Regions from separate parts of the Homo sapiens genome. Here region 2 is linked to region 1. A link is a contact called in ENCODE Hi-C or POLR2A ChIA-PET data. All regions are on one chromosome and are shown on one strand. Each heading gives the region's core, a stretch centred on a gene start or an enhancer-like site at or near the end of the contact. The rest is flanking DNA. Distances are from core to core; before and after follow the strand shown. Region 1 has its middle 62 kb from the start of ST8SIA1. Region 2 has its middle 100 kb from the start of ST8SIA1.

Region 1 (3,521 bases), core at 651-3,150:
GGATATATACCCAGTAATGACATTGCTGGGTCAAATGGTGGTTCTGTTTTAATTTTTTTGACAAATCTCCAAACTGCTTTTCATAGTGGCTGAACTACTTTACATTATCACTAACAGTTATAAGCATTCCCTTTTCTCTGCAGCCTCACCAACATCTGTTTTCCTTTACTTTTTAATAATAGCCATTCTGACTGGTTTGAGATGGCATCTCATTGTGGTTTTGACTTGTGTGTCTCGGATGATTAGTGATGTTGAGCTTTTTTTCATATGTTTGTCGACTGCTTGTATGTCTTCTTTTGAGAAGTGTCTGTTCATGTCCTTTGCCCACTTTTTTATGGGGTTACTTGTTTTTTGCTTGTTGAATTGTTTAAGTTCCTTATACAGTCTGGATGTGAAACCTTTGTCACATGCATAGTTCGTGAATATCTTCTCCTGTTCTGTAGATTGTCTTTTGGCTCTGTTGATAGTTTCTTTTGCTGTGAAGAAGCTCTTTAGTTTAATTAGGTCCCACCTGTTAATTTTTGCTTTTCTTGCAATTGCTTTTACACTTCTGCCATATAACTAAACCATATTTTGATTGTTTTTATTGTGGTGCTGACTTTTTAAAAAATTGTGTTTACATATAATATAAAGTTTAATATCTTAACCATTTTACAGTCCAGTAGTGTAAACTGTATTCACAATATTGCACAACCAATCTCCAGAACTTTGTTTTTGTTGAGTTGCAGAATTTTATATATTCTAGATACTAACTCCCTATCACATATATGATTTGCAAATGTTCTTTCCCATTCTGTAGGTTGCTTTTTTACTCTGCTGCTTGTGTCCTTGCATTTCCAATAGTTTTTAACACCTTATCCTCAAGGCTCAGCCTGAAATGAAGAGGAAAGAAGTCACAGATCTTACCATGTCTTTTTTCTTTCCTTTTTATTCCCCCATGATCTGTCCTTCTTCCCTAATAAACAGTAGCCTTCCTACGTTACAGCCTGTATTCTTCTTCTTCCTGTGATCTCTAGAGTAACTGAAGTTCAGACCTTCAATCTTTTAGGAGCTTGAAAATGTACAAATCTTTTCTCTCTCAACAAACCTTGCCTCTCAAAAGCCCACTTTGACAAGAGTCCTAAATGCATTTGTGCAATACATAGCTTGTTCTGAGATTACTTTGAACACTGCAACTCTTCAGTTCATTAGGTTGAAAATCTCAAGACATCATGATTTAAAGAAGGGGAAGATATATCACTTTACTATTTTAAATGCATATTTTTTACACATTCCAACTTGAAGAAAAACTGCTAAATATATTGTTTCCTTCTCACATACATTCTTTGAATACTACTTGTGTCAAATATTACCTTGTGTTTTGAGAGACTATAATGACTCTCCTTCTAAGCAAGTGCTGACACCTTGGATGACATTCAAATCCAATATTACACAATTGACTTCCAGTAATTGCTTCTCTGGCACTTTTTTCACAGATAAGTGTTGAGTAGTATCCATTGTCTTATAGCCACCCTGAGATCTTCAATGAAGCTATTTTATGGTTTAAAAAAAAATCTTTTGTCTTATTAGAATTTTAACTTGCTTTTTCTAATATTACAATTGCAATGACATGTTTTCTTGTTTAGCAGTACAATTTTACCATGGGATTTCTGGAAGAAGCCTACTCTTTGTACTAGAAGTCTGGCTCTTAAGATCAGAAATACTAACAGTGTCAAGTAGAAAATTATGACATACAATCATAGAGGTTTGCTATTCTAAATATTCTACATGAAGAATTTCTTTATGCAATGACTTGGTAGTGTAGTTTCAATGTGTACATGACTCAATAAAGTATGTCCCTAGAATTTAGGTCCAGTCTCAGGTGGGCATGGAGAAGGAGCAGTTAGTGAGTCAGTGACCACCAGGGCCAGCCATAAGAGTAGGGAGAGAGGAAGGAAATGAGGACTTCTTTAAATTCGGAGTTTAATATCAGCTTAAAGATCTGAAATAACATCCTGCCTATACCTCTATCAGACAGAGGTTTTAAACCATGAGAAATATTTTGTGGTTAGTATAAAAACACTTTCTGGAAATTACCTAATATCATTATTCTGATACTTAGAGTGGCAGTTTTTAAAAGAGGATAAGCTGCCTGTAAGTACTAAGTTTCTTGTCACAGGAAGTATTCACATAGAGTGAGCAAAACAAAAGTTTTGCTTTTAAGAATGGAAATATATTCAATAGTCAGGAAGTTATCTTGTTTCACTTATATTTTTTCACCTCCTCATTTTTATAACTTCAAAAATGCATATATCAAAGTACATCAGTTTCCACAAGGAGTATCAGCAAGACATTACTTTGTATTTAGCCAGTAAAAGGCAGCCAGAAGATTTTTTTCCCACATCTGCTGAACAGTTACAATAATTTCTATTTTAGCAGTTTCCAATGACATAAAGGAGAACAGAAACCAATGTGCATCTTCCTTTGAAAAGAATTACAGATGTCCTAAATGCCATTGACTCAAGGGAATTTCAGGTGCTCTTGGAACCCTCCAACCTCATCCATGTGCCTCCCTCAACTCTCAGGCAGCCACCTCCCTTGCATATCCCTGGAGTGGCATCATTAATATCTTGCTCTTACTGTTTTTTGGGACATATGACAGTGTCAAAAAAATTAAAATAAAAACAGATCAAGTTAGGAAAAAGGTGTTGTGTTTTGTTTCATTTTGTTTTGTTTCATTTTGCTCTGTTTTGTGATGGAGCGTAGTGGTGCAATCTCGGCTCACTGCAACCTCCACCTCCCAGGTCCAAGAGAATCTCCTGCCTCAGCCTCCCAAGTAGTTGGGACTAAGGACACACGCCACCATGCCTGGCTAATTTTTGTATTTTTAGTAGAGATGGGGTTTCACCATGTTGGCCAGGCTGGTCTCAAACTCCTGTCCTCAAGTGACCTGCCCACCTCGGCCTCCCAAAGTGCTGGGGCAAGCCACTAGGTGTGAGTCACCGCGCCCAGACAAGTTAGGAAAAAGTTGAAAGCATATTGTCATACAATAAGAGAAAGTATAGAATGCAATCGGGACACATCAAACTAAAGTGGTATGAAGCCCCCTCCCACACACAATTGCAGTGCAGCTTATGAAGCACAGATGAGAGATTATTTTGATCTTTTTCATGATTGGCTGTTATATACTAACATTCTGTTTTTCAGGCAAGCAGAGCTATTTAAGCTGATTTGTCTATAGCTGGTTGGCTTAATTTTATTGAATCATGCTGACAAAGACAAAAGCATACATTTTGTGTTTTGCTTATGATTAGAGCTGGCATTTCAGTGAAAACTTAGGTCATTTCAGAATGGCTCAAGTTTTGGCTATGTGGTTATGGTTGGCCTTGAAGTACATCAAAACCATGGTCTCCATTTTTACTTTTCTTTAACAATTCTTCCCTTTGGTCATTCTCTCAGTTGAACTGAGTGTGACCAATTATTCGCCATTACCTCAGTATTTACATGTTTTCTTTCTGTAGACATCTGTTGGTTACAAACTA
Region 2 (3,521 bases), core at 365-2,864, 41 kb after region 1:
TTGAAAGAAAATGTCCACAAAACACATATGTTATTTAAATAAGAAACCGCTGATACACAGAATATATGAGGAACTCAATCAAAAATCAATTTAAAATACAAAAATGATCAAAAGACTTGAACAGACATATCACCAAGGAAGAAATGTAGATAGCAAACGAGCATGTGAAAAATTACTCATAATATTATTAGTCATTAGGAAAATGTAAATTTAAATCACAGTGAGATACACCTACTAGAGTAGCTAAAACCAAACTGAGAATACCAAGCACTGGTGAGGATGCAACGCAAAAAGAACCCTCATACATTGTGAGTGGGAATGCAAAATGGTACAGCTACTTTGGAAAGCAGTTTGGCAATTTCATATCATTAAACATATACTTATCATTTGACACATATGATAAGCAATCCTTCCCTTAGGTATTGATCCAAAAGAAATGGAAACTTATGCTCACAAGAAGACCTGTACATGAAAGTTTGTAGGGTTTTATTAATAATCTCCAAATACTAGAAACAACCCAGTGGACACCAGTTGGTGAATGGATAAACATATTGTGTTGCATCCATATGATAGAACACTACTCAGAAATAAAGGGGGGAATGAAGTGTTAATACATGGAACAATACAGACGAATCTCAAATATATCATGCTAAGTGAGAGAAGCTGGACTCAAAAGGAAACATTCTGAATTATTCCATTTATATAACATTCTTGCAAAGGTAAACTTGGGAACAAAAAACAGATCAGCAGTTTCAGGGTTTGGGTGCTGGTAGAGGGGATTCATTACATAGGGGCAGGAAGAAACTTTTTCGGGTGATGGAAATGTTCTAGATCTTGTTTACAATGATGGTTACACAACTACAAGTGCTTTTCAAAATTTATGGAATTCCACACACAAAACAGGTAAAATTTTTCGCATATAACTAGACCTCAATATACTCCAATAAATTTTGACTTTGTGGCAAGGAAGAATTTGTTAAAACAGAAGCCAACAGTCATACAAAGTTAAATACTTAAAAGATTAATAAATTTTAGCCTGTAGGGATCATGGCAGATGGGAGGCTGGACTAGATTGCAGCTCCGGAGAGAGCAACATACAGATGCTTGCACTGTGAATTTTAGCTCCAGATTGGCTGTAAGAACAAACCAGCAATCCTGAGAGGAGCCACAGACCCTCTGAAGGAAGCGAACGGCTCCTGCGGGACCTGGGAGACACCCTAAATACTGTGAGTGCCCCAACTGTGGAAGTTGGAAAGGGAGACCCTCCTCTTCTGAACACACACCCCCACTGGAGAAGCTGAAGGTCTGTTTGTGGGAGAAGTTTCCAACTTTACCTGGAGCTGAGTCAAGTTAGAGAGCCGAGCCAAACAAAATACAGGGGTAGAGAAAGCAGCAGAAAGGCCCTGGGGGCTCAGTGGGTCCCCAAGCTGCCCATTCCTGCCTGGCACCGCAGGGATCCATCAGGAGGGTGGCCAGAAGAGCAGAGGGTAAAACTCCACAGGGAGAAGGAATTCCCTGGCTGAACTTTGTAACAATTTGAACGAGGTGAGAAACCTCCTAGTCAGAACTTGGGGGAGGGTACAAATCTGGCTTGCAGACTTCACAGGCAGGGGAAGAACTAAAGCTCTTTTCTTTCGCGGCTAGGAGACAGAAAGCCTCGGGCAAGTTTTCAAGCCTGTCTCGCCCTGCACCTGGAAACAGACTCGGACTGTTGTGGTAGGCACGGTGGGAGTGAGACTGGCCCTTTGGTTTGTGTGAGAGCTGGGTGAGGTCTGTGACTGCCGGCTTTCTCCCACTTCCCTGACAACCTGCATGACTCAACAGAAGCAGCCATAATCCTCCTAGGTACACAACTCCAGTGATCTGGGAATCTCACCCCATGCCCCACAGCAGCCACAGCAAGACCCGTCCAAGGAGAGTCTGAGCCCAGACACACCTAGCCCCACCCCCACCTGCTGGTCCTTCCCTACCCACCCTGGTAGTGGAAGACAAAGGGCATATAATTTTGGGAGTTCTTGGGCCCCACCCATCACTGGCCCCTCTCCACACTACTACAGTTGATGCTTTCTGGAAAGTGCCACCTCCTGGCAGGAGGCCAACCAGCACAAAAATAGAGCATTAAACCACCAAAGCTAAGGGCCCCCACAAAGTACATTGCACCCTCTGCCACCTCCACTGGAACAGGCACTGGTATCCATGGCTGAGAAACTCATAGATGGTTCGCATCACAGGACTCTGTGCAGACAACCCCTAGTACCAGCCCAGAGCTGGGTAGACTCTCTGAATGCCTAGACCCAGAAGAGAGACAACGATCACTGCAGTTCAGCTCACAGGGAGCCACAACCACAGGAAAAGTGGGAGAGTACTACACCAACAGAACACTCCATGGGACAAAAAAATCCAAACAACATCTTTCAGCCCTAGACTCTGACAGAACCTACTCAAATGAGAAGGAGCCAGAAAACCAACCCTGGTAATATGACAAAACAAGGCTCATCAATACCCCCTCAAAAATCACACTAGTTCACCAGCAATAGATCCAAACCAAGACGAAATCTCTTATTTATCTTGAAAAGAATTCAGGAGGTTAGTTATTGAGCTAATCAGGGAGGGGCCAGAGAAAGGCAAAGGCCAATGCAACGAAATCCAAAAAATGATACAAGAAGAGAAGGGAGAAATATCCAAGGAAATAGATAACTTAAACAAAAAATCAAAAATTCAGGAAACTTTGGATACACTTCAGGAATGCAAAATGCTCTGGAAAGTCTCAGCAATAGAACTGAACAAGTGGAAGAAAAAAATTCAGAGCTCGAAGACAAGGTCTTCAAATTAACCCACTTCTACAAAGACAAAGAAAAAAGAATTAGAAAATATGAACAAAGCCTCCAAGAAATCTGGGATTGTGTTAAATGACAAAACCTAAGAATAATCGGTGTTCCTGAGGAAGAAGACAATTCTAGAAGCTTGGAAAACAATATTTGGGGGAATAATCAAGGAAAACTTCCCCAGCCTTGCTAGAGACCTAGACATGCAAATACAAGAAGCACAAAGAACACCTGGGAAATTCACCGCAAAAAGATCTTCACCCAGGCACATTGTCCTCAGGTTATACAAAGTTAAGATGAAGGAAAGAATCTTAAGAGCTGTGAGACAGAAGCACCAGGTAACCTATGAAGGAAAACCCATCAGATTAACAGCAGATTTCTCAGCAGAAACCCTACAAGCTAGAAGGAATTGAGGCCCTATCTTCAGCCTACTCAAACGAAACAATTATCAGCCAAAAACTTTGTATCCAGTGAAACTAAGCATGATATGAAGGAAAGATACAGTCATTTTCAGATAAACAAATGCTGAGAGAATTTGCCATTACCAAGCAACCACTGTAAGAATTGCTAAAAGGAGCTCTAAATCCTGAAACAAATCCTAGAAACACATCAAAACAGGACCTCTTTAAAGCATAAGTCACACAGGACCTATAAAACAAAAATATAAGTTAAAAAAGCAAAAACAAAAAACAAAAC

What was found. Hi-C counts contacts between places; a loop is a spot of excess contacts on that map. ChIA-PET counts read pairs that join two places held with the same protein, here RNA polymerase II (POLR2A). Pooled maps may share reads with other maps.
Region 2: a loop to region 1 is called in a pooled map, with 6 times the contacts of the local background. The contact joins two enhancer-like sites. A Hi-C loop is called at or near these places in 5 of 168 maps with a recorded cell type or tissue (CD4-positive, alpha-beta T cell, CD4-positive, alpha-beta memory T cell, CD8-positive, alpha-beta T cell and 2 more), 10 of 37 single-sample maps with no recorded cell type and 12 of 50 pooled maps. POLR2A ChIA-PET finds 5 or more read pairs at or near these places in 3 of 52 experiments (CD4-positive, alpha-beta memory T cell, activated CD4-positive, alpha-beta memory T cell and activated T-cell).

What each region holds. Positions count from the first base shown.
Region 1 is chr12:22,394,456-22,397,976 of GRCh38, forward strand. No RefSeq gene overlaps it. Among named protein-coding and RNA genes, the nearest start is that of ST8SIA1, 62 kb to the left of the region's middle. Within about 2 kb of position 1,901, at least 2 of the 41 ENCODE cell types and tissues checked have a DNase peak (open chromatin) inside an H3K27ac peak, as active enhancers do.
Region 2 is chr12:22,435,542-22,439,062 of GRCh38, forward strand. No RefSeq gene overlaps it. Among named protein-coding and RNA genes, the nearest start is that of ST8SIA1, 100 kb to the left of the region's middle. RefSeq lists enhancers at 1,122-1,729, 1,730-2,337. Within about 2 kb of position 1,615, at least 4 of the 41 ENCODE cell types and tissues checked have a DNase peak (open chromatin) inside an H3K27ac peak, as active enhancers do.